Regions from separate parts of the Mus musculus genome. Here all the other regions are linked to region 2. Evidence: chromatin loops called from intact Hi-C (ENCODE). Cell type or tissue: heart. All regions are shown on one strand. Region 1 holds the start of B130024G19Rik (RIKEN cDNA B130024G19 gene). Region 2 has its middle 43 kb from the start of 4930441H08Rik. Region 3 has its middle 8.4 kb from the start of Gm29683. Region 4 has its middle 120 kb from the start of Gm44689. Region 5 holds the start of Gm36633 (predicted gene, 36633).

What was found. Hi-C counts contacts between places; a loop is a spot of excess contacts. Peaks named below come from ENCODE experiments on the same cell type or tissue, not always from the same donor. Only the 100,000 strongest peaks of a DNase experiment are listed, where the experiment ranks them.
Region 1: it touches region 2 in a loop (5-fold over the local background); 3 of 42 quality-filtered maps call a loop at or near these places.
Region 3: it touches region 2 in a loop (4-fold over the local background); 10 of 42 quality-filtered maps call a loop at or near these places.
Region 4: it touches region 2 in a loop (4-fold over the local background); 8 of 42 quality-filtered maps call a loop at or near these places.
Region 5: it touches region 2 in a loop (2.8-fold over the local background); 5 of 42 quality-filtered maps call a loop at or near these places.

What each region holds. Positions count from the first base shown.
Region 1 is chr7:70,362,785-70,367,784 of GRCm38, reverse strand. B130024G19Rik (RIKEN cDNA B130024G19 gene) reads right to left here and starts at 2,402. Exons shown (of 11, transcript NR_045850.1): 1 at 2,294-2,402. It also overlaps a transcript of Nr2f2 not described here. In heart, a CTCF peak has its summit at 2,758 (motif pointing right); DNase peaks (open chromatin) are centred at 2,224 and 2,764; H3K4me3 peaks cover 4,381 bases; H3K27ac peaks cover 3,992 bases; H3K27me3 peaks cover 1,836 bases.
Region 2 is chr7:71,864,386-71,869,385 of GRCm38, reverse strand. No RefSeq gene overlaps it. Among named protein-coding and RNA genes, the nearest start is that of 4930441H08Rik, 43 kb to the left of the region's middle. In heart, a CTCF peak has its summit at 2,077 (motif pointing right); no DNase peak of the experiment used is centred here.
Region 3 is chr7:70,343,703-70,348,702 of GRCm38, reverse strand. No RefSeq gene overlaps it. Among named protein-coding and RNA genes, the nearest start is that of Gm29683, 8.4 kb to the right of the region's middle. In heart, a CTCF peak has its summit at 2,241; DNase peaks (open chromatin) are centred at 282, 992 and 2,382; H3K4me3 peaks cover 1,882 bases; H3K27ac peaks cover 2,026 bases; H3K27me3 peaks cover 3,899 bases.
Region 4 is chr7:71,584,780-71,589,779 of GRCm38, reverse strand. No RefSeq gene overlaps it. Among named protein-coding and RNA genes, the nearest start is that of Gm44689, 120 kb to the left of the region's middle. In heart, no CTCF peak of the experiment used is centred here; a DNase peak (open chromatin) is centred at 1,939.
Region 5 is chr7:71,958,578-71,963,577 of GRCm38, reverse strand. It overlaps Gm36633 (predicted gene, 36633), which reads left to right and starts at 1,560. Exons shown (of 5, transcript NR_126483.1): 1 at 1,560-1,622; 2 at 4,902-5,000. It overlaps 1700011C11Rik (RIKEN cDNA 1700011C11 gene), which reads right to left and starts at 2,403. Exons shown (of 3, transcript NR_126462.1): 1 at 2,322-2,403. In heart, no CTCF peak of the experiment used is centred here; a DNase peak (open chromatin) is centred at 2,737; H3K4me3 peaks cover 694 bases; H3K27ac peaks cover 1,319 bases.

The sequences.
Region 1 (5,000 bases), 1.5 Mb after region 2:
GGATTTAGATCACCTTCACCTGCCCAGAGCCCGGCCTCCCTGTTGGAGATCCCTCGACCTTCAACTAGGATGAAGGGGGCGGGGCAGAAGGGAGGGGGCATTACTGAATTACACACGTGGCCTCCTTCTAAGAGACAGAGTGCACCTCCTCTTCGGAGGAGTCCCACCAGCTATCCACTCTTTGTAACTGATGAGACAAACCGCAAGGAAAAACTTCTGTAGCCCATATTTATGGTATTAATGAATAGTTTAAAAAAGATTTACACTTCTTATGATCAATATTCTGAGTTATTTCCCTCAAAGTATATAATTACAGTGTCTTCAGAGTTTCATCATTGTTTGAGGTGGCAAAACCATTTGTAATTTTCATTAGCCAGTAAACATGTAATTAACATTCAGCACTGTGTTTAACTTAATTCCTGTTTAAGACAGGGACAAGAAGCAGTGAAGAGCGTTCGTTCCATTTGTCAAGTCTGACATACATCTTACCATAACAGTTTCCTAAAATAAAAGATTCATGTTTCCCCATTCTTCTCCTCTTAAAACAAAACAAAACAACAACAACAACAAAAATCCATTAGTTCAAACTGTACTAAACTGCAAGAGACAGCTCAGTCTGCTCTCAAGTTTTGCCAGTTATTGTATCTCTGCTTCTTTTACTCGTTTGGGGGAATTGATAAGGGGAGGGGTGAATTAAGTATTCATTATTTAAAGGCATGAAATAGGGGAACCCCTCCTCCCAAAAGAAATAGATTTCCTCTTCAGGAAAGTTCTAGAATGGACAGTAGAAAGGGGAGGGAGGCACTAATCCACAGGGGAGAGGAAGAAAAATCATTGGGGAGGGGGGACTTGAGTTAAAAGTAGAAAATGAGGATTCCAATTGATTCCTAGGAAAAAATGTTGGCCTCCTGTTTCAAGTTCTATCTTTGATCCAGGGTGAGAGGACCGTGTCTGCCAGTCTTAGGCTGCAGCTCCCCCCCCCCTCTGGTTTTTCCCCCCCAACTTGCTTTAGGATTAGCTTCCATCCCTCTCAACCCCAAATGGTGGAATTTGGCTGTGCCTCGGGGTTGTCCTGCTTTGCAATATTGCCTATAGTTGTTTTCGGTTTTCTGCTAAGACTGAGCCGGGTTGCTCCAGCCTCCGACTAAACTCATTAAGTTGGGAGATTTTTTTTTTTTTTTCAATTGGAAGGGTGTTTTTAAAGTCTCCTCTTTCCAGCCCCAAACAAGGTGTAACAACGCACTCTTCCTTCTAAGGCATCAGATGAGAGACAAGGATCACTCCAGACAGCTCCTACCTACGGTTTGGGGTTTTTTTTTCTTAAAGGCGAGGCTTGCATTCCTCAGCAGCTATGTACAAAGCTCCCTGAAGCTGTCTCTCTCTCTCTAAAGTTAGTGTGCAGGCTTTTCCAACGGCTGAGAGCGCCTGGTACACAGGGAAGCAGTTCCTTGAGGTGGAAGATCTCTTCTTTCACCTTTCTTTTTCCCTGCAGACTAATGCCTACTTTTTTATCAGTTTGCACAATCGCTTAGATAAACACCGAGGAGGAGAGTCTCTTTAATTATCAAAGACACATCTTTTCAGGGGGCCAACAAAGCATTTATTTCACCCGCCAAACTAAAGGAGAGTTATTCCAGTTTAGAAGGAAGATGCAAGCGGTTTGGGACCTTGAACAAGGCAAATATGGTTTTGGTATGTTTGCTTACTGTATTTTTTTCTCTTTCTCTTCTTTCTCACTTTTCTCCTTGTGCTGTGTGGGGTTGGGGATGACTTGGGGCTTTTCAGAAAATCGCTTTGCTAACGTGTATGCAATGCCTCGGACTGTGGTTGAAGGGGTCTGGGGGAGGGTGGGGGCAGTCAATTCAGTGCGTTGCCATATTTTATTACATGTATGTGGTAGCAGAGGTGGAAGGGGGGGATACAATTGCAAAGCTGCCAAAATATGATTAAACCGAAGCATAAAGACTGCGGTTGCCTCCCATCTCCTCGTCCTGTCTTCTCAAACTCATTTCCTTCCATAGAACTGACTGAAAACCAATCCTATATGCCTGGTTTTCCAAGCAGCAGATTGTCTAGGTTTGCTAGCGAAGGGGCTGCTAGGCTGGCTTTGGGTATCAGAATTTCCTGTTCGATTTGCCTCTGCGCTTCATTTTGCAACCTTGTGCAGCTGACATGCAGGCAGGCAAGCAGGCAGGCAGGCAGGGACCAAAGCCTTGCCTGGCGCCCTCGGCCGCGGTTCCGGAAGGAGAGCGCTCTGTTAAGCTAGGAGAATCTCAAGGAGAAGGGTACTCACCATCGGGCGGGGTGGTGAAGCTGGCGTGCGGATTTCAGGCAAACGTTTACCTTTTTGCTGTCTATTGCAACTGCGCCGGGCTGACTTTAGAAGCAATTCTGTGCTCTGTGCAAAATGTTCATGGAACGGTTCCTCATTAAAAAAAAAAAAAAAAAGCCAGCGAGAGAGACGACAGAGGCAGAAAGAAAAAAGAGAGGAGGGGTGAGGGGGACGCACATAAACCCAGTTTCAAAAAAAAAAAAAATCATCTCTTCACTAGAGACTCCGGAAACGTAGAGGCAGCGAGATCCCAGCACAGTCCAACCAAGCCACAACCAAATAATTTTCAATCCTGAAGAATTATTCAGATTAAAATGTACAGAAGTTTCATTCTCCTATGCCTACGTGAGCCCCAAGTCGTTTCCCTTTAAGGGCTCCTTTTCTTTTAAAGTTGGATTTTAGGCAGCAAGGACTCTTACACTAGGGGGCAGACAGATACTGCACTTACTTCAATCTTAAGCAATTTTTTCCCTCCCAGCATATGCTCTGATTTAGCACTGTAAATTTTTCAGAGGACCCAACTCTGACAGCCCCTGGTGATTTTCAAAGTACCACAAGCCAGTGGTTAAAAATTGCATTGACTTGGAAGTTCAGAGGGACACAATGGAAGCCCCTTCTCTATTCACGGAGCTCCAGTGTGGTGGAAGAGAAAAACACACACGACTAGATTGAGGGAAAGGAGAAATTCAATGGATCCTGGATTCTACTGAGCTCAGAGTTAAACTCGGAATTGCTGGGGTCTGTATTCATATTGTGATTTAATCTGTAAAGAATTACAGACTAGCCAACCACTTTCTGCAAGGAAACCATATTCCTGGGAGCTGAGGATATATATTTTTTTCATATTAAGACAAATGTTTTCCCCTAACTTTGACCAGTCAAATAAAGCTTGCCACCATTCTCATTAAAATAGATTTACATTTGCAGTAAAGGGCTTGGCTGAGTTTTTAAAAATAATAACATATAGAGTTGTATCTTTTAATTTTAGGACTTTTAAATCTTAGAGTTAAGACAGCTGAGCATCTTTAAGAAGGGCATTTAAAAATATTTTTGCTCCTCCCCATCCCCAATTCGGCTGTCCTGTCTCTTCATTCTCTCAGTAAAATTAATTACAATTCATGTGGTGATTTTTTTCCCTTCCCTTTCTAAACAGCATTTCTATAGCTAAATGAGTCCTAAAATACAAAGTGAAGCACCTCTAACTCTGTGGTAGTTATGTGCCTAGCTGGCTGTAATTCTACAATTCATATATACATATATATATATATATATATATATATATACATATATATATATATTTGAAGTCTATAATTTCTTTAGCTTGAAAAATGAGGAACACACACACGAAGCTTCTCCTCAAAAATCACCTCTTCGTGTGTGTGTGTGTGTGTGTGTGTGTGTGTGTGTGTATGTGTAAAAAGTAATCTTGACATGGAAATGGCTGCACTGGAGAGGCAAGATTAACATTTCTCCATAATCAATTATGCTCATCTATTAAGTCGAGATGGGGCTACCTATTAAATTTCCTGTGTCAGCCTCAGTCTCACTATATGCTGAGCTTGCCTCTAATCTGACATTTGCAGTATCAAATAATTCCTTAAATCAGAGAAGTTTTTTTTAAAGACCCACAATTCTCTGAAATGACTTATTTTCTATCTTTCTTATTCTCTGTAGGAGAAAGTTATATGGTGTCTCTAATCAGCCAGAAGTGCTCAGCCTAGCTTTACTCTATGACCACCTTATTACACACCAGGTTTATGATAGGCTAGTACCTGCTATAGCTTGTTATTTCTTAAAACATTCAAATAATCACAGCACCTGCCGCTGTAGTGCAATATGTGAGTTCTGTGGAGAAAGGGAAGGCTGAGAAAGATTTCAGGGTGAAGCTTAAATAGGATTTTTTTTTCTCTTTGCCAAAAAGTCAGCGTCTGCCTGCCCATATCTTTCTGCCCTCCTTGTCTCACACTCTGTCTCTATGTGCAAAAGAAACTGCCCCGAAAGCGTGGTTTTCTCATGTCAACTGTATGTTCAGTTCATTTTACTAAAGTAAAATTTACACTGCCAAATTTCTGCACTACCAAGGATGCTTCCTAAAGTTGTTGTTTTACTCTTTGTGGTGTCTTCTTTTCCCTCTTGTAGCTCAGCAAATTTTATGTTAAAAAAATAATTTAATTGTTGGTAAACCTGTTTGACTTATGGATTTAGTTTTGTCTTGGTTCAAAGTATTCCCTATTAAAAACAAATTTCTCATACAATTATGGAATTCTCACAATCAACTAGCGGGTCTAAATCAAACAGCAAGTTTAGTCAGTAGAATATAATGTGTCCTGGAGGTTGGTTATAGAACTATATATGCTTTATGGTTAAAACTGAGGCACAAAGTCAAAGATACATCAATATCATTGGTTTGAGCGTCTTGAGATGAATGACACGGACAGTAGGGTTTGTTTGTTTTTCCTGCAGTGGCTGAGGTAGACTATGGCGTGTTTGTGGCTCTTATGAGTTATGCTGGTATTATTGCCATTTGGAGCAGGCTCGCTGGGTGTGTTTTAATGACTATATGAGTATTTAAAGAGAATTTGAACAATGAAGTCCATATTCAACTGTTCTATGACCTAGAAGCGTCGTCTTGGACGTCTTTGTCTGGGTACATTGACAAATGTGCATC
Region 2 (5,000 bases):
CCACCACCACCACCCTCACCACCAACACCACAAAAACAACAATAAAATAGCCAAGAAAACAAGGGACTTTCGAGCCATTTCAGACTTATTATGTAAAGGAACAGCCAGGGAGATCTATGGTTTACATTTGCTCTATACAACCTCGTACCTGAAAGGTGAAAATATAAAAGTTATCCCAACTCTTCTGATTTCCTTGTCACATATTTCATTGTTGTTTGCTCCCAGAGAGAGCTAAAGACTTAATTTAGTGGTATAGTTTAGTGAATTTAGTGGAATCTAAAAATGATTCAGGTATGTTTATACCTAGCGGCAGAAATGCACCTTTGGTTTTTAGGAACATAAACGTTGCTTCTAAGTTCCTCATTTTACAGATGAGTAAGGTGAAGTTGGGAAAATGGTTTTAATAAGATCCCTAAGTGGTAGAGTCCCTGTTAGGGACTCATGCGGCATATGTCAGGCACCTCACCTCTGCAGAAGACTTGCCGTGTTCACGTCCTGATTCCGTGTGTGCACAGCAAGCTTTCCCTGCAGAGTCAAGTGTGAGGTCCTAGGATCCAGAAAGACCTACGGTGGAGAGGCGTTCACTAGAATACAGAGTCCCAGGGGCTCTAGTCCCCACAACCTCTGTGGTGGCTAAGTGAAATACCAGAGCCGCCCCACCCCCCTCCACGCCGCTTTCTCTCTTGTTACTAACCTCGGTAAAGATCCACTTAGCCCACTCTGTATGATGTTGTAGAATATAGACCTGTCCAAAATGCCCCACTAGGAGAGGTCCTTCGAGCACTGCTCCCATTTCCCCTCTGATATTTAATATGTTAACTGCAGACTTAGAACTGCCTCTGCTTCTAATGACCTCCAAAGAAAAGTGGGGTGAAGTGGACAGGCGCTTCACCTGTGGGTGAAGTCCTCGAGATGAAAGCATCGCATAAGTTGGAGCAGTTGGGTTTGGCTCCTTCAGACAAGAAGGCAGGCTGGTAGGGAAAGTAACACCTCATTCCCTTGCTAATTCTGGTCTTATCTTATACTCAGTGTTCCATAGAGCTTGACTTGAAAGCTTTCATTTAAAACCCAATTCATATGAATTAGTGTACTACTCAAAATGTCAGGCTGCTAATAGGACATACATAGCAACTGGAAATTGAAATAAGTGCATTTTAATAGAGCTCGGGATTAGGATTTCCTCTATCTGTTTGACGTAGTATCACAATTATAATTGAGGGTGAATTTTTTTTCCTGTTGGCATTAATGATCCTCGCTCCAGAATTATCAATCATCCTGGATTCATTTATACCACTTCTCAGAAAATGATGAAGACGGAGAAAGTCCAAAGCTCTTGCTTATGGAACCAATTCGGAAGATGACTTCATTTGATACTGACAGATACAAGGAACGGACAGATATAAATCCATCTCACCAATGCTCCTCCCAACGAGCATAAACTGGGTGCCTTTAATTATGATGTCATATATGGTGATTTTCATCTCCTTGCAAATTACATCTATTGCATTGTTTGGTGTGTAGGGATTTGTGCTACCATGCAAAGGTGAAGGTCAGAAAGCAACTGTAGTAGTTCTCTTTCCACCCTGTAGGCCCCAGGAATGGAACTTGGTTGTCAGGCATGCATTTGGCCCTGAGCTATCTCACGAGCCTTTAGCTCTTTTACTTCAATTTAAGAAAAGTTTTAGATGTTCTCCTCTAAGTATGGCTAAAGGGAGACATTTCCTCCAAAAGGCTATAACAGCCATGGCAAATGACTCAGCTTAATATCCAAGTGGAAGAAATGAATGCTTGTTCATACTTCGGCTTGCTTCATTACTTCACCTGGATTTGACATGACTTCATTACTTCACCTGGATTTGACATGACTGTTTCAAAGAAAACATACACACACACACACACCGCATTACAGTCTGGGATATGAGGAAAGTTAGATTGTTTACATACAGTCACATTGGTTTTGAATATGAGAAACATCTATATTAGTGTAAATTTCCTAGGCTTATGCCTATGATTATTGATGAAACAACCCAGGAACGTCTTCTTCAGGTTCTCCCAGCCTGTACCTATTCCCTTCAAGCCCAGTAGAGGGCAGTCAAGTTCCATGGTTCAAGCGCAACTGCTGAGGCCAGGGTAAGATTTTCAATAAATCTCAGTGATTGGAATTAAGTTTTCCTTTAATGGTATTAAAGGGCACTCAGAATTACCTGAAGATTTTTTCCCTTTTATTAAAAACCTTACAACCTTTGTGAGAGGGACATGTCCCATGAAAGAAGTGAGATGGTGGAGGTGTTTGTCCCCCCCTGTTCCTAGCTGATGAGTCTCATTCCCAGAGGCCTTGTTTAATAATGAGGAGGGGGTGCTAAGGGAGCCAGATCTCCTGCTTTGACTTCTAATGTTGTATAAAGGAAAGGAATAGTGGGTGCAAGCAGGGGCACTCATCAGACTTTATCCTCAAATGAAAGAGAGAGGGGATAAGCTAGAGAAGGAGGGGAAAGTTGGAATGGATTGGATCACAATAGAAAACCAGTTGGAGGAACTTAAAATCTAACATCATTATAGATATACATTTTGGTAGTAGAAATATATATATATATATTTTTTTCAAAGGTAGAACTCAGGTTATGAGAAGACTGCCATGCCCCTCCATAGAAGTCTCTAATCAAAAATAAACACGGAAAATCAAAATCAATGTTCTCTTTTTCATTAGCAATAAAGCCAAGGATTAGAAAGCCCGACTCCACATAGAAAAATAGAAAGCCAAAAAGCCAGATGTGTTTAGATGGAAGTTGGAATATTTAAGAATATTCATATATATATATATATATATATATATATATATTACTCTCACACACATGTGTGTATATATATGTGTTGGGGGGAGAGTTACAATGAGGTTTAAAATCAGCCTTAATTTAAATATGTGGGAAAGATGCACATTTAGGGAGTTAAAAACAACCACAAGAATTAAGTATAATTCAGACCAGTTTTGCGTATGCATGTATGTATTTTAAATATGTTCTTTGTATTAACACTGTGCCTTATGCTATTTTTAGAAGCTTATTTAAGGAAACAGAGCTATCTGTTGCAAACAAAAATGTCCATACATGTAGAATATATCACATGTACATTTATGTGTATGTACATATCACAAGGTTCTGTGGATTTCTACCTGCCTAAAAGACAGCTTTCTTGGTGGCTAAGGCATTGCTGTCCCTCCCTAAGCTGCTCCGGAGGCCCGTGGATTAAGGAGGAATCCGAGTGATTTTCTACCTGACCCTGTTTTTTTACCCGTGCCCACCGTGCCTGAAGACTGAGCGGTCAGAAAGATCTGCCTCTGAAAGTGACCTTGCTCAGCAAGTTCAGATTGGCTCCTGTAGCAGTGCTGTTCCCAGAAGGGGCACTGCACATTGCCAAGTTGCGCTGCCTTGAAGATGGGTATGAGATCTGGATGTTGGGGGCAGGGGGTGGGATAAAAGAAGAAAGATACATCTTGCTGAGTGGCTGCGGCTGCTTATAAACAAACTTGGGCATTGTTTCTGGAGCGCTTTTACAGGGGAGAAGAAAGCTGGACACACACTAAGACTGGACTCCATTTGTGCTCTGCGGAGACCTTGGGGAGAGCTGCTTTTAACAGACTGGTTTGGTGGGGAAGATGATTTCCATCGGTTACTTTTAAAAGATACGTGCTATTTCAGCACAAAGCTGAGGCCCCTTAGAGCTGCACCAGGGATTAAGAAACTGCATGTATTTTAATGCCTTATGAATAGGTCTAGCTGATAAAAGAGGCTCTTGTTACCCCTGCTACATTTAAATGTGAAAAGCAGCTGCTTCTAGAGGGGAGGGGGCAGGCGAGTGGAGAAGAGACATCATTTTCATAGGGGTTTAATCTTCAGACTACATTGAAACCACAGAGTACCATTGGCCATTCTCTTCTGGGCGCCTCTAATCACTCAAAGATCTGTAAGATTGTACAGAGGGAAGGAGAGGGTGCAGAGGGCAGAGAAAGGGACCGAGTGTGGATCTCACTGACCATTTCCATCTGCATGTAGATTTTGGAATTCTGATCAAACTGCATGCGTGGTGCAGTGTCTTCTTCTTTTACAGGCTTTAACCCTGGAAACTTTAATGAACGTTCCAGTCAGTTAAAGAGTTCACAAGTTTATCCTGTTTTCAGAGAACAGCCTTGGGAACCGGTCCTTGGAGGTGACCACTGTGACCTCCCTAGAGCATATGGACTCTGTGTGTGTGTGTGTGTGTGTGTGTGTGTGTGTGTGTGTGTGTGTGTGTGTGTGTGTGCAGGGAACCATGCTGCTGAGAAGTGAAGAAAAATAAAAGAGGCTTTTGCTGTGTATTTCAGAGACAGCCTATTTCAGGTTGGATCCAACAGATGTCATGGATATGATGGAGAGAGTCTTGGTGTGCAAGGGTTCGTTGTTCCCAGAAACTGATAATGTGAATAAGACATTGGCTTAGTACACTAGCAGATCTCTGGCAAATGTGTTGAGTGTTTGGAGAAAGATCACTAATAGATATATATCTTCTCAAGGAAGAAAATTGCATACCCTTTTGTTTATTCCAGGGACCACTTAACAACCTGTGTTTGTTTGCTCTGAATTCACTGAACATTGTCACGGATGAGCCTCTTCTGTGTCTGCGTCCTCACCTGGCCACATGGTCTCTGTAAAGCTCTAAGAAGAAAACAAAGCAACAGCAATGACAACCAAAAAATCCCAGGGTTTTGATCTAATAAGAATTATCTGTAGTCCCTAAAACTGCTTCCCAAGTTTCATCTATTTTTTTTTTCTATTTACTTGAATATAACCTTTCTCAAGAAATTGAGAGATTAAAAAACAGCCAGCCTGAGACAATTCACCAATTTCACCTGGTTTATAATTGAGAGTAATTCACATGTAGAGGGGTTTTGTCCAGTCTGCATACTTATAAAACCACATCTGAATGAAACTAATGTCATTGGGAAGTAAGGTACAACTTCAGCTGTC
Region 3 (5,000 bases), 1.5 Mb after region 2:
GCAAGTTCGGAGCAATTGGAATCAGGCTCGCGGTACGTTGATCTCGGGTGACAGAGCGTGTGTTGAAGCTGAACTCTATAATTTGCGCTTCTGTTCCTTTATTAGGCCTGGACAACGAACTAATGAGCTTTGGCCCAGTACAATGTCACTTGTATTTATTTTCTTATGGCAACTTTGAGATAGCGGAAGTGCTCCTTACCAGGAGCCAGGAAGGGCCGAGAGTTCGGTCCACTACGATGGGGATGGGGTCGGCAGCGTGTCCCCAGGGAGTGAGAACAAGCTGAGAGCCATCACAAGGCTGTCGGAGTAGAGGCACTGAGCTGTTAGGGACAGGGCTCTCTAGAAAGCGTTAGGCCCTATAATGTCTTGGGCACCCCTTCAGGCTCAGCATTCTGAGTGGAAGTGTGTGTGTGGGGGGGGGGGCTAGCCCAGGACAAGTTCTCAGTTAAGAGAACTCTCAGTTAAGAGAGTCCGAGGCTTATAGAGGGTATCCAGAGTTCGTTTTGGTGATGGACAGAGAAGGAATCCTGCCTTCCAACTTGCCAGGTCTAAGAGCCCTCTAAGCCTGCGGGGATACCCTGCTGGATGGTAGAAACATCTGCTTATACTGCAAAAGGCCTGGCCTAGCTCTGTACTTATTTTATTGGGAGATGTGAGGCAAAGGGTGTCCTAAACAGGGTCTTAGGCCTCTGAAGTTCGGTAAGTCCCTCCTATTTCTTCCTAGTTTAGCTGGAGAGATCTGATAGAAAGTGAAGAGAGGGTCGGAGGCAGCGTGGGCATCCCTTGTGCTCTGGCAGAGAGAATAGGAGACCCCCATGCGGGAATTGATGGGGACAAGGAAAGGGAAACCCCGACCTGCTAGTGGGGCGGATGCTTCCCTCTACAGCCTGAGACTTCCCGTGGCTCTCGCCTTGCGCCTAGCTTCGTCAGGCAAGCCTTGTTAATAACGCCCAGGCTCGATGGCCCCCGCCCTCCCCATCTCTCCACGCTTCATCCCTCTGCCTTACCACCCCCCTCCCCACCTCTTCCTTCCTTCCTGCAAATGGGTGTTAACGTGGGTCTTTATGTTCTGTCTATAACTAGGATGTAATCACGCGCCCCATGCCTCTCTCTAAAAGCATTTAATAAATGTCTATTAAAGCGCTACAAATGTAAGATGAATTTAGTGGCGCGGCTGCCTCCCTGAATCCAAACGGTAATGATGGATTTATCAACGGGGATTCGCCTTCAGCACAGCGAGGGAGGTTTACTCAGCAAATACGTCGGCGAGCACCCACCCAAATACAATCATTTGACCCCCTGCGGGCGTTAGCCGCTGTGTCCCTTCCCAAAGCTAGGCAGGCAGGTCAGGGTCGTCGGGGCCAACTCAGACCCAGGAGGACCAGAGGGGAGGTCTCATCCATCTCCTGGTGTCTAAATCCCTCCTCCTCTGTCAAAGGCCTTGGATCTTCCTCTCTTGGAGAGTGTGTAGGTACCTGGCCTACAGATTTACAGGTGGGGAGCAAAGGTTCTAAGGGCAGAATGAAGTGTGACATCACTGAGTGCTCCAGCATCCTTCTTGGTTTGGCAGAGATAGCGATTGCTCCTGAGTCTGCAATTGTGTAGCTTAAATGTTCTGGCTTTGACTAGATTCTCAAGGCCTGGGATGCTGTCTGACTGAGTTAGGGCACAGCTCTAGGACAGATGCCTCTGGTCTTCAGGCCTCCGGAGAGGCGAGTATGTCTATCCACCTTACCTCACACTCCTTAATCCCACTAAGACCAACCAGAGGTAGCCTTCAAGAGTGGGGCAAAACTTCTAGACCTTTTCCTCTAACCTGATCCTGTTCCTCACAACCTGACCCTGCCTTGTCCACCTGGTCATTTAAAGTTCTCTGGACCATGGATTTTCAGAAATTGGTTTGGGTTGTGATCTTTAACACCCACGGTCCCATGAACTACTATATTTTTATTCTTTTTCTTTTCTTTTCTTTTTGTCTTTTCTCTTCCTCCCCCACCCCCTTTTTTCCGAGGAGGGGTTAGTGCTGGCCTGTTCCATCAAGCCCAGTTCGCATTTGCGTTGGCTTCTGAATTCTCTTTCTTCTTTGGAAATTTCATTGAGATGTCTCTGTACTCCGCTTGTCAGTTATCTTTGTTCCTCTTAAATAAAGGGCTTTTAAATGGACTTATTGCTCCCAGCGTGGGTTCCTCTCTCTAAATGTTAGAAAATTGTGCCATCTACCCGCTATGCCGAGTACTGTCACACTTGGAGACCTTGGGGACCTCCGGACTGGCTTCAATGCTGCAGTGTCAGGGGCCGCTGCGGGCAGCAGGAGGAGGGGCGGCTCACGTGGATTTTTACAGCTCTCCGCCTGCAGCCAGCCCTCGTGGCCGCGACAGGGCATGGCCCGCGATGCGCGGAGCCTCCTGCTTTCTGGCGGCCAGGAACTTGGCTGCAGCGCTTGATCCCGGACCAAATCGCAGGCGTGGCGCCGGGGCTCTTCCCTTCTTCGTGAAGCTGTTGCCGGAGGAGGCACCTGGGTTGGCTTTAGACTGGGACAGCCACTATGGGTCACGGATAACAGAGGACAATGGGGCGAATAGGGCCTGTCCGGGAGGGGCAGAAGGAGGCTGTCGCAGCGCTGTTAAAGAGCTCTCGGCAACGGCAACGTCTGCATGGAGACTGAAGCCGGAGGAGAGCAAGAGCGGCTGAATGCCTTCCCACGGCTCTTGGCCAGAGAACTCCTGGCCCCGTAGTTGGGATACAACTTTCAAATTTGTTCTAGTCCTGTTCGAGAAAGGGCAGAACTTTCCTTAAGTGGAATGCGGTTTTGATGGAACGCTTCAGAACAAGTCAGGTGTATGGTGTGGGGTCTCCTCGCCATGACCCCTCCGGAGTAAAACACCACCCACAACCGCAGGTTATTTTGAATGAGTTAAAATGGATTAACAGTTTAAATTTTATTATGTAGCTACCCCTTTCAGATCTCCCCCCCCCCAATTTAACCCATTAGGGGTATTAGCTATGTTTTTTCCTTCCAAGTGTCAGTTGAGTATTTATGCTTTTGCAGAGGGGGAAAATCTTCGATACGGCGTATGGCTTTTATTACATGTTTCACACTGTTCAAGAAATGGAGTTTTAAGCAACATACAATTAAATCTATATTGCTGTTTGGAGGAGGGCCAAGGAACTCGGCAATCAATTAGTTTAGATCTTTTGATACTTGTTGCTAAAATACAAGTATAAAACTACAACCTTCAGGGCTAGCTGCTCCCCTCCTTTTAACAAGAAAGCAGGCTAGTTAGGAATGTCAGAAGGAATGGCAGTTGCTCTTGCCTCCAGTTTATCCTTTGAATTCTTCAGTGATACTCACAGATTTTTTTTTCTACTTCCTCCTTGCCTTCCCAACAGTTTCTTGTCTCCTGTTTTTAGCTTTGTTTTAGGATTTTGTTAATAAATTTACTTTTTAATTGTATTATTTACAAGTGACTTTTTCACTCATTACTTTCTTTTTCTTCTCCTGTAGCCTTACACCCAAGAAGGAAAACGGCTTAATATCTACCAAAGTACACTGTTTTCCCAACAAAGGCAAATTTTATTCTTTACAGCCAGTGCAGGGGGGGGGTCTCTCTTGTTTCTTTCTTTCTCTCTATCTCTCTCTCAAACAAAATAAAACAAAACAAACCCCACTATTTCATTAGTAATCATTTACATGGAGCAGAAACTGCTGCTTCTGTCAAAGTGTCACCATTTATGTCCCTGCCTGTCTCTGGGGCAGTCCCTTAGGCTATTGGTACTCTTTTTTGGCCTCCCTGCTTCGTGAGAATAAAGGAGTGAATATCTAGCCCAGAAGACAAAGAGGGGAGCCTATGGGGTCTCCATAGCCCATAAGTGGCTGCAAAGGCAGAGAGAGAGTTCTGGAAAGAGGGGTGCTGATATATTTTTAAAACCTTTCCCCTCAGCATGGTCTCAGCTCCCCCCATCCCCCACCCCCGCTTGTAGGGGTGGGGTCTAGGACAAAAAGTCCATCTCCACCTCTGTCCCCTTCACCAGCCAATGATAGCCAAACTATCACCTCCTCCAGCATGGGGTGTTTAGAATATCCCTTTCTTTCCAAAAAGGTTCAGAACCCGGTGAAGTGTCTGGGCAGAGTGGAGTGCCCCTAATAGCCTTCAGAAGTGTCACTTTTCTTCCCAGGAAGTGAAGACTCCGTGACAGGTGGGTCGTTTGCTTAGACCTAGGGCACAAGCCTGGCAGGTCACGGCTCCCTGCTCCAGTAGGCTCCCCACTGATATGACCATGAAAAAAACTTCTGCCCTAATTGCTAGAAGGTCTGGGAAACATTTTCTCTGCGCTAATTTTATATTTCCCCTTTCCCCCTTCCAACATTAAACATAATTTTGCGCTGTCAGTGTCACTAAGATTGCGGTTTGCTGATGTCTCTACTTGGAAACACGACCTCCTCGCCTCCAATAAGGAGTCACTGCCTCCCCATCAGGAACTTCTGGGGTTTTGTGACAACGCAGAGAAGAAAGGGAGGGGAGAGGGAGAGAATGAACAAGGTAGTAAAGACAGTCCGAGGTCCAAGATTCCAATGCCTCTTAGCCTGTGATGGAAGTAGAAATGTTCGGTTGTTAGCTTATTTGTTTAATAAAATCCATCCCCCCTCGTGTGTGTGTGTGTGTGTGTGTGTAAAACAGAGAACCACTTTTAAGAATTTCCTGTTGTATTCCAGTTTGTTTGTTTTTGTCCTCTCTCTTCATCGGCTGTCTCTCTTCTTTACCAACACCACCTGGACCCACTAAGTTCCTCTGGCCAGGCAGAAATTCTCTGACCCAGTGGTAGTGCTCCTAGACATAAAAATCCATTTTGTTCCTTACGTGGTTTCACTGAGGGCCTGTTCTCTGAATCCTTTGGTGACTGACTAGAGCCGAAAGGATAAAGTGACTCGGAATTTCCTTGGCTTTGTGCATCCCACCATCCAGGAAAAGGCACTGAGCTAGAACACAGACAGGTTTGGT
Region 4 (5,000 bases), 280 kb after region 2:
ACCATGCTGACTACCTATGCTAAATTAAGTAGATATTCAAGAAATCTTGATGCCACAAATGAAAGTTTTGGAACTTAAGAGATTTTTGATAAGCTTTCAAATATTTCTCTGTAAGACTGCCAAAAAATCAATGTACAGGGTCAGTTACTACAGCAAGATACTCTGATTATAAAAATATAATATGGCTCAAGCTGTGCCTGCATGTGCGCACATGCATGTGCACTCAAGTTTGTGTATGGGTGTGTTTCTATGTGTGGGTGGTGCTAGGCAGCAAACTCCAGTTTGGAGATGCTAAATAAGTGCCTTCCCACTGAGATATATACCCAATCAATACCTGATATGACTTAACAGCTTCATAGTCAAAACAATGAAAGTAAGAAAATCAAGAGCGTCTTTTCTTTTTGTGTGTGGTGTGATTGTACATACACATCCTGCTTGCAGGTGTGTGTGTGCAGGTAAGGTTGACTCCTTGGGCCTTCCTTGTTTTTTTTGTTTTTTCCTCTACCTTATTCATTCTTGCAGGGTCTCTCATTTGAGCCAGGAGCTCAGTGATATAGGGAAGTCTAGATAGCCAACTTTCTCTGAGGATCTGATCTCTATCTCAGAGTGCTGGAGTTACAACTAGCATTTTATTTGGGTAGTAGGGGTCTGAATTACATCCTTATCTTGCATGTATGCATCCTCTCTGTGGAGCCATTTTCTCCACCCTCTACACCAAGTGTTACTTCACTTTAGGTACAGCAAATACTCATTGAGGCAGTTCATATCATACAAGAACAGAGCATGACCAGCTCTTTGCAAATGTTAGGATGACACAACCCTGACTGTGTACTATCACTGCAGCATCCAGAGAGCTCACAGTTTCTATATAAGAGCAGATAATAGGAGACAAATGGTCTTTAACACTAGCTGTAGGATTCATTTTAAGAAGAAAAAAAAAATGAACGCACCTAAATAGGTTTACGTGTGATGATACAATTTAGATTTGTTTGACATATTGTGGTGTAATATTTGAAATGGCTAATAAGTCTCTAAAGCTGCTGCACACAGGAAAACAAATTAAGTCTGCCTATTGTAAAGAGATTGCCTCGATATATGAGATGGGAAAACACAGAATGCTTCTCTTAAGTACTCTTTAAAGGTGGTCCTTAAGGAATATATGATAAAGAATGGGACGTTTGCTGGGGCATTTTAGCCTCAGCAAAGCCATTTATAATTGCCAATGCCATGCTGAGTAGGCTCTGGAGAAGTGGCGTCTTCATGGCATATTTAAAAGCCAGCTCACAACTACCAGTAAGAATGGCTCATAAGGCTGACAACTCCTGATCTACCATCGTAGTTACTTGGAAAATAAACCTCTTTCACGCACATTAGACCTTAGAGAACACACACATTACAAATTATAGTGGAGGTAAGTCACCATTTGTCTAATTGATCAATTTAGCATGTTTGAAATGTTTGTGATGTTAAAAAAGGAAAATCTTCAGGAACTTAAGAGTTGGAAAGGCGTTTTAGAAAACTCACATTCCATCAGTCATTCAAACGATGCATTGAGTATGAATCCCCCCGGTTAACTTGAATGACATCATGGCCCATGTAAGAGAGCTGAAATTAATCACGGTAATTCTGTTGTATGACCTACTTTGGCATTTTCATCTGACAGAGCCAGGAAATGGGCTGGCTAATAGTCCATTTTGGAGTATTCAAAGATCTTAGCAATTCCATATTTAAGGAGGTTAATAGGATACTAATTGGGGCCTAGGTGAAGAGTTCACAAGAAAAATGAACTCACCTGAACATGAGGCGCCCGTGCAGTCGGGTTGCCCCCACCCACTACAACTGCTCTTCCAAGTGGCTTCACCTTGCAACTTAGAGGGGAGGAAATCTTGCACCTTGGGAGACTTGAACAGCCACCATTCTGTCTCCTGTTTCCTGAAAAACAATGGCTGGCCAAAGGCCAGGGTCACAGAACGGTAGGAAGGTCAGCATTCTGCTTCATAGGAAACAGAAGGAAAGAAGAAATCCCAAGGGCTAAAAACGTGTGCTGAAATCAAGCCCATTTCAGAACTGGTGCAGATTTCAGTAGAAGTGCTCTTTGCTAAGACTTCAGAAGTTCTGGTGTAAAAAAGAAAAACATAAATGAACTCCTCTTTGCCATCTCTGAAAAACAAACATGGCGTGCATCACGCATCTGCTCGTTTAATACAGCAAGTTCTGAAAGTCTCCAGTTTGGTTCAGTGTTACTCTGACCAGCCAGTGCTGCCACACAACAGCCCTGAAATGCAACAGAGAATAATATATCTTTCCGTTTTCTCCCCTGTAAGCAAATACAACAACTCCTCAGGTGTCTCTTAAATATTTCAGGCTCCTCTGCCCTCTGCCACACCTGGCAATGACTACCCTAATGGTACCTCTGTGTTGCTGTTTCTCACTTTGTCCTATTAAAATGGTCCCACAGATCACCCAGTGTCCTTTCTCTAATATTCCCTGGGGCTTTTCTGTACAGAAAGAGTTAAGAATCTTTCTTTCCTAAAGGTACATGGCATGTCTTTCTATCCCTCCTTCTGTGTGCAATCAATCTTGCAAGTTTCCAGGAGCCACTGGGATTTTTAAAAAACAGCTGTAATCTGCGGCCATTGATGGTGGAGTAGATTGTTTGCCAAACTATTACCATAACTGTCAAACAAAATCAGAAAAATAATCTCATTGTGCTGGACAGATGCGTTTCCTGCATTATTGATATAGTCGCTCCAGAGTAATAGCGAAATATAAAGCATTGTTCTATTTACAAAAGGAGATTGGCCAAGTCCTTGAAAGTAAGCATGAGGGACAGGCACTTACAGGAAGTGAGATATAGGGAGCTCAGGAAAAGTTATGTGCCAGAGTCACATGACCCTACAGTCAGCATGAGAGCCCAGCTGCAGGTGGTTTTCTCTGAGTCTAAAAGAGCTGTTCAAATGACTAAGGCAAGCCCGGTGGAATTGGTCACTCATTTTTTTTTTTATCCCATACTCCAACAGTTCTCCCAAGTATATAAGCTGTCCTAATGTGTCCCCTACACTGCTCTGGGTAGTGAGTGGCCCTCTTTACACCAATACTTCATAGGAGAGTTGAATTGTTTATCTTAAGCAATAAGCCCATGATATAAAGAGTTGGATATAGCTCATGTTGAGAAAGGTAAGTAGTTGCTGCTGCTCCATGGCTGTTCTACCATGATTGGAACTATGAATAATGCTGAATGACCCTGCATGTTGAGCGTGCACACTGGGAAACATCGGGGCACGGCATATTCACTATCTCTAATCCATTCAGTACACTGTGCAAGGAAGACATCATCTTTTATTGTTTCTTCATCTTACTGTTCACCGGCTGTTCAAGGAAGTTTTGTAGCGTGTGGAATGACAGAAATCTTCCATAAGTGACCTAATATGTCAACCTATATCAAGCTCTAAAGATCATTGGCACATCACCTTCCAGGTTTTAATAGAGTCATAGGCAAACATATAATGCGTTGTAGTAGTCATCTCTATCTAACACACTTCCTCCAAATTCGTATGATAGCAGAAAGTAGAGCACCATATCTCTGCCCACCTTGAAGGACACTTTCTCAGCCCTCAGAAAGATGGGTCAGATGGAACCTCAACACACAGTGCACAGTAAATACCCACTGAGGCCATTCTTTGACTGTGACTTGAAAAAGCTGGCTCCAGGCATTTCATGGCTGAAGTTCATAATTTCTTATAGCTCCATAACGAATTCAAGGCAAGGAGCCCAAAGGTCTTAATTCTAACCTAAGAAAGGTGTCTTAGTATCATTCTTTTTTAATAAAAATGAGCAAACCCAACATACATCATAAATATAAGAGTTAAAATTAAGGAGATCCTGAGAACACAAGGAGAGTGAGTATAGAAGTGGCCAAAGAAAGTCCCAGATAGGGCTCTTGATGTAGGGGCAGCTACCTTAATGTCTTCCCTGGCTGGGTAAATGTAAATGGGAGTTGGTGTATATGCAGAACTTATTTTAGGAATGGGTAGGCTATGGCGTATGAAAGAACCTTGAAGCATGCCTTCCGTGCACAGGACTCAACTTTCAGTTGGCTTTGGTGTCCTGTGCACTATCTCTCTGCTGCTGTTTTCTAATGGAGGAAATACAGTTCACTGTTTCATCTGGGAAAGCCACAGAGGTCAACTGGGTTTCCAGCCAGAATCATCTCCAAAGGTCATAAACATATGTCAACTTATGGTTGGCCAGAATCCTTCATCTAGAAACGAACCAGTTGATGTAGCTGAGTGTCAAGACCATCTCCAGAACCAAGATGTGATCATTTTCTTCTTCTTTTAAAAACTATCTCTTCAGGATTATGGATAGCTTTTATTGAACCATTTATCTTCTTTCAGTGTTCCCTTGCCTTACCATAAGTAGTCCTTGTCTTGCGAGTCACACTGGCTGGTCCTCATCTATGAAATCCCAAGCCTGTGTCCAGAAACAGCTGAGGAAGTGACAACAACACTGGAATTGGAACCTTCATACCACTATGGAATGAACTGTGTCCAAATGCCTGGGCCACAGGTCTCTGCAGTAGCTAAGTTTGGCCTGATCTGGCTGTTTGCTTCTTTAAACTTTTTAAAATTTTGCATTTCAGAATGAGAAGCAATTATCCAGACAGGGAAAGAAAGAAAACTCCCTCTGCCTGATTCAGGGCTGTTTTTCCAACACTATAGACAAAATGATGAAGTTCTAATCATTTCCTTGCCTAAGATCACATGCATCCACTTAACACGAATAGATTGTAACGATGCAAATATAACTAAGGGCACCTTGAGTTGAAGATGGACCCACATCTAGACTGAAACGCAGTTATGCCACCAGCTGAGCTCTGAGACTTTATCTCCGGTCCGAGCACCCTGTGCCTTGTAAGCTATGTAACCAAGGAAGAGCAGTGACAGATCAAATGAAGACAGATGAACCCCCTCCTCCAGGGAGTGGGGAGTGAATTGCTC
Region 5 (5,000 bases), 94 kb before region 2:
TGCTGTGTACCTTCCAGTCAGCCTCACACTGCACCCTGGCCTTGAACTAGGGCAGCCTCAGGGATGTAGAGATCACTTGTTATATTAAAGGAGACTTTAAATGTCACCACAACATCAAAGGACATGTGCTATTCTACTTAGAAGGTTTTTAGGTACACGCAGAGCCAAATAGGCTTTTTTTTCCATGCTCTTTTGGAACGAGTTATTTATATTACATAGGCATTATTTATGTGTTTGCTTATTCAGACCACAACTAAGGAAGCATCTGGATTTCTTTCTGATCTTCAGTTGCAAGGCATCAAGACAATATGTATATACACAATAAAATCTGATGTCTGCTACCTACAGTTTTCACTCTGCATTAATAAAGCATGTTAGTTAAGTACCGACCACACATTGGATGCTTGGCATTTGGGATGCATTATTGCCATAATCTTTTCAGAATTTTGTCAATTTTTTTGGCTGGGAAACAGAGGTTTTGAAATATTAAATGACTTACTGAATGTTGCGCTGCTCCACAGTGACTAAGCGGACTTTGAAACCAATGTGTTGACAGTAAGCTGAATTTCCTTTCTATTGCAATGAACTAGGGCCAGGGTTAGACAGTGGAACTGCTGATATATATAAAAAAAAATAAGGACTCATTCACTCTCACTGTGATAAGATATAAGAAGAGATGGGGCACCATGTAATTATTACAAGCAGAGAGTCCCAGAGCCTCTCTTACTGTCTCTGGACCCCATTGCTATGCTATGCTTAAATAGTTGTCTGACCATTCAACACTTCCTTTGTCTATTTGTATCTCAGTGTCTCAGTCTGTGACGTGAAGACAACAACAGCCAACAAACAATTTACAGAGATATTGTAGGAAGCAGCATCTACGGAGTGCGTGGAGTCCTCTTCAGCCGCACATAGGTTGGCATCAGAAATTTCTATTCCTGTACTAAAGCCATCACACAGAAAAGCTGTATGTGAGAAATCTCTTCCACGGGTACAGGTATAGGATAGGAAAGAGTCCAGACAGAAGAAGATTGCTGTCAACTCAAGTGACCCAGGCCTTTGTGGGACTAAAAGATTTTGACAACTAGAGGTCATAATTTCGATGGCCACATTTTTTACTTTCATTTTACATTACCTGGTCTGCTGACTCCTTTAGATTTCATCTTCCTTAACTCTTGCAAGAAGTTAATGACAGTTTTCTTACCAGTTTTACTTCATCCAGCTTTCTTTCTGCCTAAGATCCTTCCTTCCTTCCTTCCTTCCTTCCTTCCTTCCTTCCTTCCTTCCTTCCTTCCTTCCTTTCCTTCCTTCCTTCCTTCTTTCCTTCCTTCTTTCTTTCCTTCCTCCCTTCCTTCCTCCTTCCTTCCTTCCTTCCTCTCTTTCTTTCATTCTTTCTTCCTTCGATATTTATATTCGTTGATATTTTCTTGCTAATAAGTGTTAAAACAGGGATCATTCTCGAACAAAGCCTCTTATCCTCAAATATGCTTTCATAAGTCTTGAACTGAAACATCACTTACAAGAGGGCTTGAGGTGAAGGTGCCCTTTTGTTCCTCTCCACACTCTTGTTCAGAGCATAATGAGAAGACCACTGGGTACATGATGGTTAACGTTTGAGACAGGTAGGGCAAAGACCAGAAAGATGAGGGGGCCAGAACTTCATGGCGGGTGTGTCATTAAGCACAAGTTCGAACCTTTGGATGTGGGCTGATTCTGAATTAGGAACAACTGGGGATTTCCAGTTTGAAGGTCTTGTTGTTTGTTCTTGTTTTTGTGATATATTTACATGATACTTGAAAAGGAAGGTGGACTGACCTATAGCTTAGTCAGACTATATTTGAGAAATAGACTGTTTAGGTTCAAATCCCCCTAGGTTTCATTGTTGAAATTATAGAGTTATTTGGTTCTGTCTTAAAACAAAGCTGTTTGAGATTTGAGATGATGAAGAAAGGTGCCAGAGAAATGGGAAATGTTGACATGCCAATTGGTTGTCTTCAGCTCTCCATCTCCCCTCCTTCACTAATTCAGATGCATGTACCACCCAGGAACACATTTGGAAACTGTTGCCAGTCATTCATTCATGGTAGCATACCTTAGGGCTTTTTTATAGAGCCCAAAGAAAATTGTACTCTGAGTGTAGACTTTATGTTCAACTCAAGATCTTCTCATTATCCAGAAAGATCCACCTACAATACTTTTCCTTGAATACTTAGCTGCCTTCCCTCCTTCCTTCCCAATCATCCTGCAAAATACAGCAGAATGTACGGGCTTTCTGCTCCCCCCCCCCTTTTTTTTAATTTTTAAATCATTCTCAGTATTACCAGATTACAGGAGCTGGTCTGGTAAATGGCAGCAAACAGGGCTCCACTCCTCTTCCCTTTCAGCAAGTAAGTAGGAGAGGAGGGCTCTTAGTAACTGCCTTTGTGGTTTGTTTATTGTTTTAATGAGCCTTGGCAGTGTAATCACAGCACCATTATGACCTGGCCACGCCACAAGGAGAGGAAGTTCCCGGAATCCTCCTCCTCCTAACTCATCTTTTCATGTTGCTGGAAGCCTGTGCCTCTGGCCAGCATGCTCCACAAGCTTCCGGAGTTCAACGGGTCTTTGTTCTTATCAGTGATGCCCTCCTATCCCCTATCCCTCCCTCTTCTCTTCCTTCTTCCTCTAGACTTTGAGGCTTCAAGTATCAAGCTGAGATGGGGGCGTGGTGGTGGGGGAGAGGGAGGAGCAGAGTGAATAACATTTCTTAAGCCGGAACTATCCAGGAAAGGAACGCTGGCCAGGAAAGGGCGGGTGGCAGGCCGCTGGGATAACAGCCTCCCACGGCTTTTTTCCTCCTGCCTTTGTCAGTTGTAGATAGAAACTGATACATTTCACATGGTTTTCTCTGGAGACCACAGTTATTAAGAAAGTGCCAATAGTATATTTAACTGGACTAGCATAGAGTGGGGAAGTGTGTGTGTGTGTGTGTGTGTGTGTGTGTGTGTGTGTGTGTGTGTGTGTTGGTGAAACTGTGCTGTGGGGTTTTGTGCACTTTGGGAGAAATTTATCCTTTGAATTAGAAGAATGAGGCAGCCAGCCAGACTGTTCCCGAATAGAGATGAAAATTTAAGAGTGACAGGCTTGCCATCCTGTCTGCTGCACTACCAGGACATCACACATGAACACAGCACTATTTGATGTCACCCAGAGGTTCTGGTTTGATTGGGCAGCTCAGTGGAGTCCCAAATAAAATGGACTTTGCCATTCTATGAACTTGAACATAAATTGTAATCTCAACATTCTCTAGTAGTGTTGCATATAGGACTCATTTTCTTCTGGCAGAAAAGAGGGGGATAATAACAATAATTTTGTGCTGATTTAAAAAAGGTAATGTAGGTAGAATACCTGTCACTCACATTGGAAATAAAGAGACCCTCTCTCAAAGCAGGTAGAGAGGCAAGGGCCAACTTTGGTTATTGCTCTCTAACCTTCACATCCTCTATTAGGCATGCATGCGACCTCATACCCACAAACCTGCACATACACAAATGCAACACACACACACACACACACACACACACACACACACACACACACACACACACCACATGTAGAATACCCAGTACATAGTATTTTAGGAGCTTTATCAATATCAGCTATATCTCTGATTCTCTTCCATCTTTCTCCTTTCCTCCTTAATCTTCCTTGAACTCAAATAAGTCTAGAAACTATGGAGAATAAGTCTGCTTCTGAGCCTTACCATGAAGAAGTCCCAGCCCAATGGGATTCAGCACAGAGTTGAAACTAATGTGTCAAAGCTCCTCCTACATTATCAAGAAGAGGAGCCAGATGCACACTAGTGGTTGATTCTTTGATCATTTCTCAATCCCCAGAGTTGCACTCAAACTCAGTTTCCTTCCATGAAACAGTGGGTGAGTCTTCAGGGGTCAGCCAGCCAGTTATTTCTTCATAATCTTGAGAGTTAGAAAGCAAAAAAGAAACCCGTGTCACTAATCACAAAGGAATCCTTTTGTCTGTATTCTCTCAGTAGAATTTTTTAGAAGGAAATACAGAAGGATTGCTTTAAAATAAACAGATTAAAAATTAAATGGAGAGGAAATTTTGTTCATTTTCTTTTGGTAAATATTTCTTATGCACCCCTCATGCTTCAGGTATGGGTATTGTAATAGGACAGCAAATCAACCAGAGACCCTTTTCCCATGTCAATGGTGACTCAATAATATCCAGAAACTTCTTTGGAACTTCCTCCTGAAATTCCCCTACAGTTTTGGCTGGCACTGGGACAATTTGATTAAAATGATGTGACCCTGCGTCAGTTTTCTAGGACTTCGGTAACAAAATCCCACTGACCAGGGGACTTACTGCAAATAGGTCATCTTCTCATTCCAAGATACGATCCAAGTGTTTCTTCTTCATCATGAGGACTGTGTGTCATCATCTTTTCGATGTCTCCCCAGTGGGTTTAGTATCATTCCAATTTCCATCTCTGGATGAGTGTGGTATCTTCTCATATAGCCTTGTAATGTCCTCAAGGTCTTCACCTCTCTGTTAGTGTCTACTGCCGGTCTATACAGCAACACCAGTCGTACTGGATTTTAGTCCACCCTGCAGCTATATCTGAACTTGACTTTCTTTACTAAGACTCCAGTTCAAATCCAGTGATATTCTAAGTGTTGATCTTTGAGGTCCCAGTGAAGTTTAGAAAACAAGATTCATTTCACAGCTATTAATGTTTGTTTAGTCCCAAATCTAAACAGATCAGACTTCTACTTTTCTTGGGACAGGGGCATTTAGAAACAAGCCACCATTGTGAGGAAAAATTGGTATTTTGGAGAGGCCATTTGGCAAGGAACTGCAGTGACACTCTCTTAACCAATAGACCTGACTTCCTTTCTCAGAGGCCACGTGACTACCATGTGAGTGCTCCATCTTGCAAATGGACCTTGAATGCTTCCCAGTGGAGTTGACTGAACTCATTTCTATAGAGCAGATATGTG